Linked DNA regions of Mus musculus: region 2 is linked to region 1. The links are chromatin loops, found by intact Hi-C in ENCODE. Cell type or tissue: heart. All regions are shown on one strand. Links, peaks and the distances in the headings refer to the core of each region. The heading gives the core; the rest is flanking DNA.

The links. Hi-C counts contacts between places; a loop is a spot of excess contacts. Peaks named below come from ENCODE experiments on the same cell type or tissue, not always from the same donor. Only the 100,000 strongest peaks of a DNase experiment are listed, where the experiment ranks them.
Region 2: it touches region 1 in a loop (3-fold over the local background); 1 of 42 quality-filtered maps calls a loop at or near these places.

What each region holds. Positions count from the first base shown.
Region 1 is chr4:132,635,636-132,638,550 of GRCm38, reverse strand. No RefSeq gene overlaps it. Among named protein-coding and RNA genes, the nearest start is that of Eya3, 2.0 kb to the left of the region's middle. In heart, for the core only: a CTCF peak has its summit at 1,758 (motif pointing right); no DNase peak of the experiment used is centred there; H3K4me3 peaks cover 58 bases.
Region 2 is chr4:132,462,448-132,465,362 of GRCm38, reverse strand. Med18 (mediator complex subunit 18) reads left to right here and starts at 1,442. Exons shown (of 3, transcript NM_026039.3): 1 at 1,442-1,589; 2 at 2,355-2,498. The coding sequence starts at 2,426. In heart, for the core only: a CTCF peak has its summit at 1,148 (motif pointing left); a DNase peak (open chromatin) is centred at 1,392; H3K4me3 peaks cover 1,838 bases; H3K27ac peaks cover 1,816 bases.

The DNA.
Region 1 (2,915 bases), core at 268-2,767:
TTAGTTTATACCTAGTATTATATTACACTTGCAGCTGCCTTCATTTTGTGCAAATTGTTTTCAGGAACATTTTGTTGTTTTTGTTTTTGTTTTTGTTTTGGTGTGTGTGGGGGTGGTTTTTTGTTGTTGTTTTTCCAAGAAAAGTTTTTCTCTATGGACCTTGGCCTAGAATTCCCTCTAAAGATCAGACTGGGCTCGAAATCAAGAGATCCACCTTCTTAGCTCAGAAACATTTTTTAATGCTTCATTAATTCTAAAATACAACTCAAGTGTGGACGAGGAATGGAGTTGAAGACAGGCTTTGTATAGTTGTCAGTGTATTCAATTCCATTCATGTTTGAAGGGAAAGACCCTCAAGAAAAAAAGACCCAGGCTGGTGAGATGGCTCAGTGGGTAAGAGCACCGGACCGCTTTTCCGAAGGTCCAAAGTTCAAATCCCAGCAACCACATGGTGGCTCACAACCACCCGTAATGAGATCTGACTCCCTCTTCTGGAGTGTCTGAAGACAGCTACAGTGTACTTACATATAATAAATAAATAAATCTTTAAAAAAAAGAAAAAAAGACCCAGAATTACAAATATTAGATTAACCCACAAAGTTTAAAAAACAAAAACCTAGCTTTTCAATACAAATAAAAATAAAAGATTTTTATTAACTGCTTCTATTTCAACAATTTTCTAAGCAACTACTTTTTGGGGAGCGAGCATCTTAACTGCTCTTTCTCACACATCACACCTACTTAGCACAATCAGTAGATGCTGTCTTCAAAGTCTTTGCAGAATCGGACCATTTTCCACCTGTGTTGGTATGAACCACAGTCAGTATGTAATTCTGAGGGTCCCATTCATGTTTGCTACCCTATACTCAATACAGAAGAGAGCCTCCCGTGAAAGCCTTAATCAGATCGTGTGCTTCTTCCAATGGCTCTGTCTCAGTGTGAACACTAAAATCCTTACATCACCTACAGGACTCAGAAGACTTTACTCTTCGAGTAGAACTCTAACCTACTTTGTCCTACCTTCCTTCCACTTACAACAGACTGGCCTCTGCTGTTCTCCCAGCCTGCAGGCAGGCTCTGGTGCTGTCTGCTTTCTACTCCCTCTACCTAGAGTACTTTTCCCTGAGACAGCTCTTTCTTTCACCTTGTCACCCCCTTTACATCTTCGAATGAGCCTTCTCACTGAGACCGCCTCTGACGCCTCTGATGCTGTGCTAGAACAGGAGCGATTGTCTCCCTTGTACTTTCCTACCCCCTGATAATTGTTCTCATGACGTTTGTCCAATCAGTTTCTTGGGGGGTTGGCGTACGGTCTCCCCACCAGAATATAAGTTCTGCAAGGGCTTGGATTTGGGTTTGGAGGAGTGGTTGATTGGTTGGTTAGTTGGGATTTTGTTTTTTGGTTTTTTGGTTTTTTTTTTTTGGTTTGGTTTTTGTTTTGTGTTTTTGAGATAAGGTCTCTTGTGTCCCAACTAGATTTGTGGTTGAGAATGGATTTGAACTCCTGATTCCTCTGCTTTCTTCTCTCAGGTACTAGAATCACAGGTGTGAGTCTGTGCCCTACTGGCATGTTTTTTTTTTTTTTTTTTTTGGGGGGGTGTATTTTAGCAATGTTTAGCAATATGTTACTATGTAACATATGTTACATAGTAAACAGTCAATTCATGAAAGCATAGATTAATTGCTCATTGGTTTGTTTTTTGTTTGTTTTTTTTTTTTTTTGACTGACATGAACCACCAGCTCCACCAGAGGGAGCCCACAAACAATGTGATGTCCCCAGACACTCTTCCCAAAGTACACACTGGACATACACATCAATCCTATGCTTATTAGCAATTACAAAACAACGCTCTAGGGCCGACAGGATGCCTCAGCAGGTAAAGATACTTGCCTCCATACTCGGTGGCCTGGTTTCAATCCCTAAGACCCACATGGCGGGAGTAAATAACCAGTTTCTGCAAGCTGTTCTCCCTATCCCCTCTCCCCCATACAAGCTGTACTTAGACTCATACACATATACATGGGTAAATCGATAATGTAAAAAAAAGTCTGTTTTTGTAGTATATATATAGACATATGTACATATATGTATACAGTTTTACTATGTAGCCCTGGCTGTCCTGGAACTCTCTATGTAGACCAGGCTGGCTTCAAACTCACAAAGATCTGCCTGCCTCTGCCTCTCTACTGCTAAGATAAAAGACATTCCCCACCACTCCCAGTCTTTGGCATCTTTTAAGGAAAGAAATTCTTGCTCCTTACTGGTCTCATTTGACCAGTCTTTCCCAACTCTCTCTCAGTTTGCATGCCTAGCCTCCTCTCACATAGTGACCTCTAGCTGGAGCCATCTTGCTTTGTATTTGTTTGTGTGTTTTGAGGTCATGGTAGCACAAGCCTGTAATTCCAGTACTGCAGAGGCAGAGACAGGAGGACTGTTCCAAGTTGGAGGTCAGCCCAGTCTCAGTACTGAGACCTTGTCTCAAAAACAAACGTATAAAAACCCAAAAACTATAGGGCTTGACGTAGAGTCTTACAAGTACACACAGAAACTACAACTGAGTTCACTCTATAGATGAGGTATTGTATCAGGGAAGAATTAAGAGACTTGCTTGAGGTCACATGACTAGCAAACAACAAAACTGGGGATGGTGATGCATGCCTGTAATCCCAGCACTCAGGAGGTTGGGGCAGGAGGGTGGTGAGTTCAAAGCCAACCTGGACTACACAGCCAGGCCCTGCTTCAGCAACCCACAGAGCAGCAGTTGCCAGTGGAGCCTCTACCATGCAACCCATCCAAAGTGTTGCTTTTCCCTTTTCCACGTTTTTAGTCTTTTTCTTTCTTTTAGATAATTGCCTGTGTTCCCTGATGCTCTGTGCTTTCCTAGTCTTCTTGCTAAGCAACCCTCCCAGGGCC
Region 2 (2,915 bases), core at 89-2,588, 170 kb after region 1:
AAGAAGAACAAAGTGGCAGAGAAGCAAGCTGATTTCATGTGACAGCAAGGTGGAGCCCTGAGCTGATACAAGCTGCCCAGACTGACTGGGAACCAGGTACCCTTGCCTGAGGTAGTGACCTTTGGGGAAATGTTAAGGAGGGAGGGGTCCTGAAAGATTAAGGGTGCCTCACTCTATGTCCCTTATGTGTTTGGCATATGTACAGAGTTCAATAAGTACTTGTTGAATTTAAAATCCTTATCTATCTATCTATCTATCTATCTATCTATCTATCTATCTAATGTATATGTGTGCCTAGATATATGTGTACCATGTATGTCCTTTAGCATGGATGCCAGATGAGGGTGTCAGATCCCTTGGAACTAGAGTGGCAGGTGGTTGTGAGTCACATGATATGGGTGTTAGGGCTGAACCCAGGTCCTCTGAATAACAGCAAGTGCTCTAAACTGCTTAGCCATCTTCCCAGCCCCTAGTTATTTATTTATATTTTGTGTTATGAGTGTTTTTGCAAGTGTGTATGCATGTCTACCACACGGATGCAGTGACTGATGTAGTCAGACAAGGTAATAGAGCCCCTGGAAAGGAAATTATAAATGGTTGTTAGCCACTATGTGGGAGTTTGGGACCTCTGAGAGAGCAGCAGGGGCTATTAACTGCTCAGCCATCTCTCTAGCCCTTATTAATTAACTTATTTATTTATTTATTTATTTATTTATTTATTAAAAACCTCACAATATTGTTTAAGCGTTGAATGGCTCTGCTGGAGAGATCCTTACCACAGCTTCCCAAGGTTCTCAGATTTGAACTGTGCCTGGTCCCATGTATTTAAAGTTATGGTATGCACTGTAAATTGAACAAGTTTGCTGTTGTTTTGTATTAAACTTATGGCCTTGCACATGTCAGACAAGGCTCTAGCACTGAGCTGTTTCTCCAGACCCTTGAAAGCACACAAAATATTGTTCCTGCTGAGGTCTATATATAAATACACAACGCTGTGGTTAGCGTTTCCGATTTACAACATACCCCTTCCTTTTCTTTTTCTTTAATTTAATTTTTAACTTATTCATTTTACATCTCTTTCACTGCCAGCCCCGCCACCTCCGCCTCCCTTCTTTTTCAATGTGACTCTCCTTCCTCGCTCCCCCCAGTGGCTGAGTTCAAAATTTAAATATGGTATCCAATCGGCTTTATGAGATCTGATCAAAACATCCAGGTCGTCGAAGCTGAAAAAAAAAAAAAAAAAAAAAAAAACGTATCCTAGAGCTGTCCTATGACAGTCACCTTCCACGGTACCACTCTAGACTAGGACCCCAAAGCAACAGCAGCCCCGAACCTTGCGCGTGCGCTCTTGCACACCGGTGCCAGAAGGCGGGCGCGTTCCTTGCCCTCTCGGCACCCTTACTTTTCGGGGCGGTAGCGGAGAAGTTTCCTGTCCCTCAGCTTCCTACCGGAAGTGCTGAAGGGAGAGTTTGGCGGTTTCTCTGGCTCTGCGCTGGCGGCATTTGGGGGTGCGGATTGCGGGTGTGCACGCGTGGATTTAATTCCAGCTTTACAAGGATCTGTAGCGCGGACGGAGACGTGTTGCTAGTGTAAGTGCACACGTGTCCCGGCTGCCCGCGTGGGAGGACCGGGACAGTCACTCTAACTTCATATTTCCCGCCTGGCTCATTTGCAGAGGCGTTCTCATAAAGGCAGAACCAGTTCTAGTTACATCGCTCGTGTGCCCTGGGGCCTTTCCCTGAGTCTGCATGGCCTCCGCATAGAGTGAAGGGTGGACAAGGTCCTTAGGTCTCCCTCGGATCTTTTCTTTTGTTTTTTCTTTGAGACAGTCTCACTGTGATGCCCTAATTGGCCGGGATTTGCTATATAGACCAGTCTAGCCCGAAGCTGCAGCCGTCCTTCTAACTCTGTCCCCAAGTATTGAGATTACAGATGTTCCCCCCAACACAGCCGGTTTTTATTTCTTTATGTTTGGAAACGAGGCCTCTCAGTGTAGCCCAGTGTAGTTACCATTTTTGAATATGAATGTCGGTTTCTTTCGAGCCAGGTAGTGGGTGGGGGAGACGAGGGCTGTGGGGTTAAACACCCTTGGTCTTATTTTAAACGAGACAGTAGGTTTCGGAACAAGAGGTTACATAGCTGCCTCGAGATTACATAGAAAAACGTTTATAAGGTTCAGAACTTGATACTAGATGGCTATTCCGTATCTCCGGAGCTAGAACCCCTCTTATTCCCGAGTCACCCGTTCTTGGAACCGGCTGTATAAGCAGATGTGCAAAGTTAAGACTGAATGAGCTTTGGTTTCAAGGCCACTGCCGCAGCAAACAGGGTATGGACAAGTGTGACTTTTCCAGGTGGATCCTGTGCTTCTCCGGTTGGAAGATCTGTTTGCAGTTCTGTTGTCTTGAACCTAATTAGAGGCATCATGGAGGCGCCTCCAGTCACCATGATGCCCGTCACTGGGGGCACCATTAACATGATGGAGTACCTCCTGCAGGGTAAGTCAGCCAAGGAGCTTGTGTTACCAAGTTTTCAGTTTTTTCTGGCTAGAGCAAGTTGAGATGACTTATAGGCAACTGTAGGGTTCCTGTAACTGTGTTTAAAAGAGGGTGGGTGGGAAGATGGCTCAATGGCCAGAAACTCACTCTGTAGACCCTTCTGGCTGCAGGGGCCTGGGATTATAGATATTTACCACTATTGTCCTATTGTCTGTTCTCTCTCTCTCTCTCCCTCTCTCCCTCTCTCTCTCCCTCCCTCCCTTGCTCTTTCTTTCTTTCTTTCTTTCTTTCCTCTATTTTTGTTTGTCTCCGTATAGTTCTCGCTGTCTATAGACCAGGCTGGCCTCGAACTCAGAATTCAGAGGTCCATCTGCTCTGTCTCCCAAGTGCTTGGGATTAAAGGCACAAGCCACCACT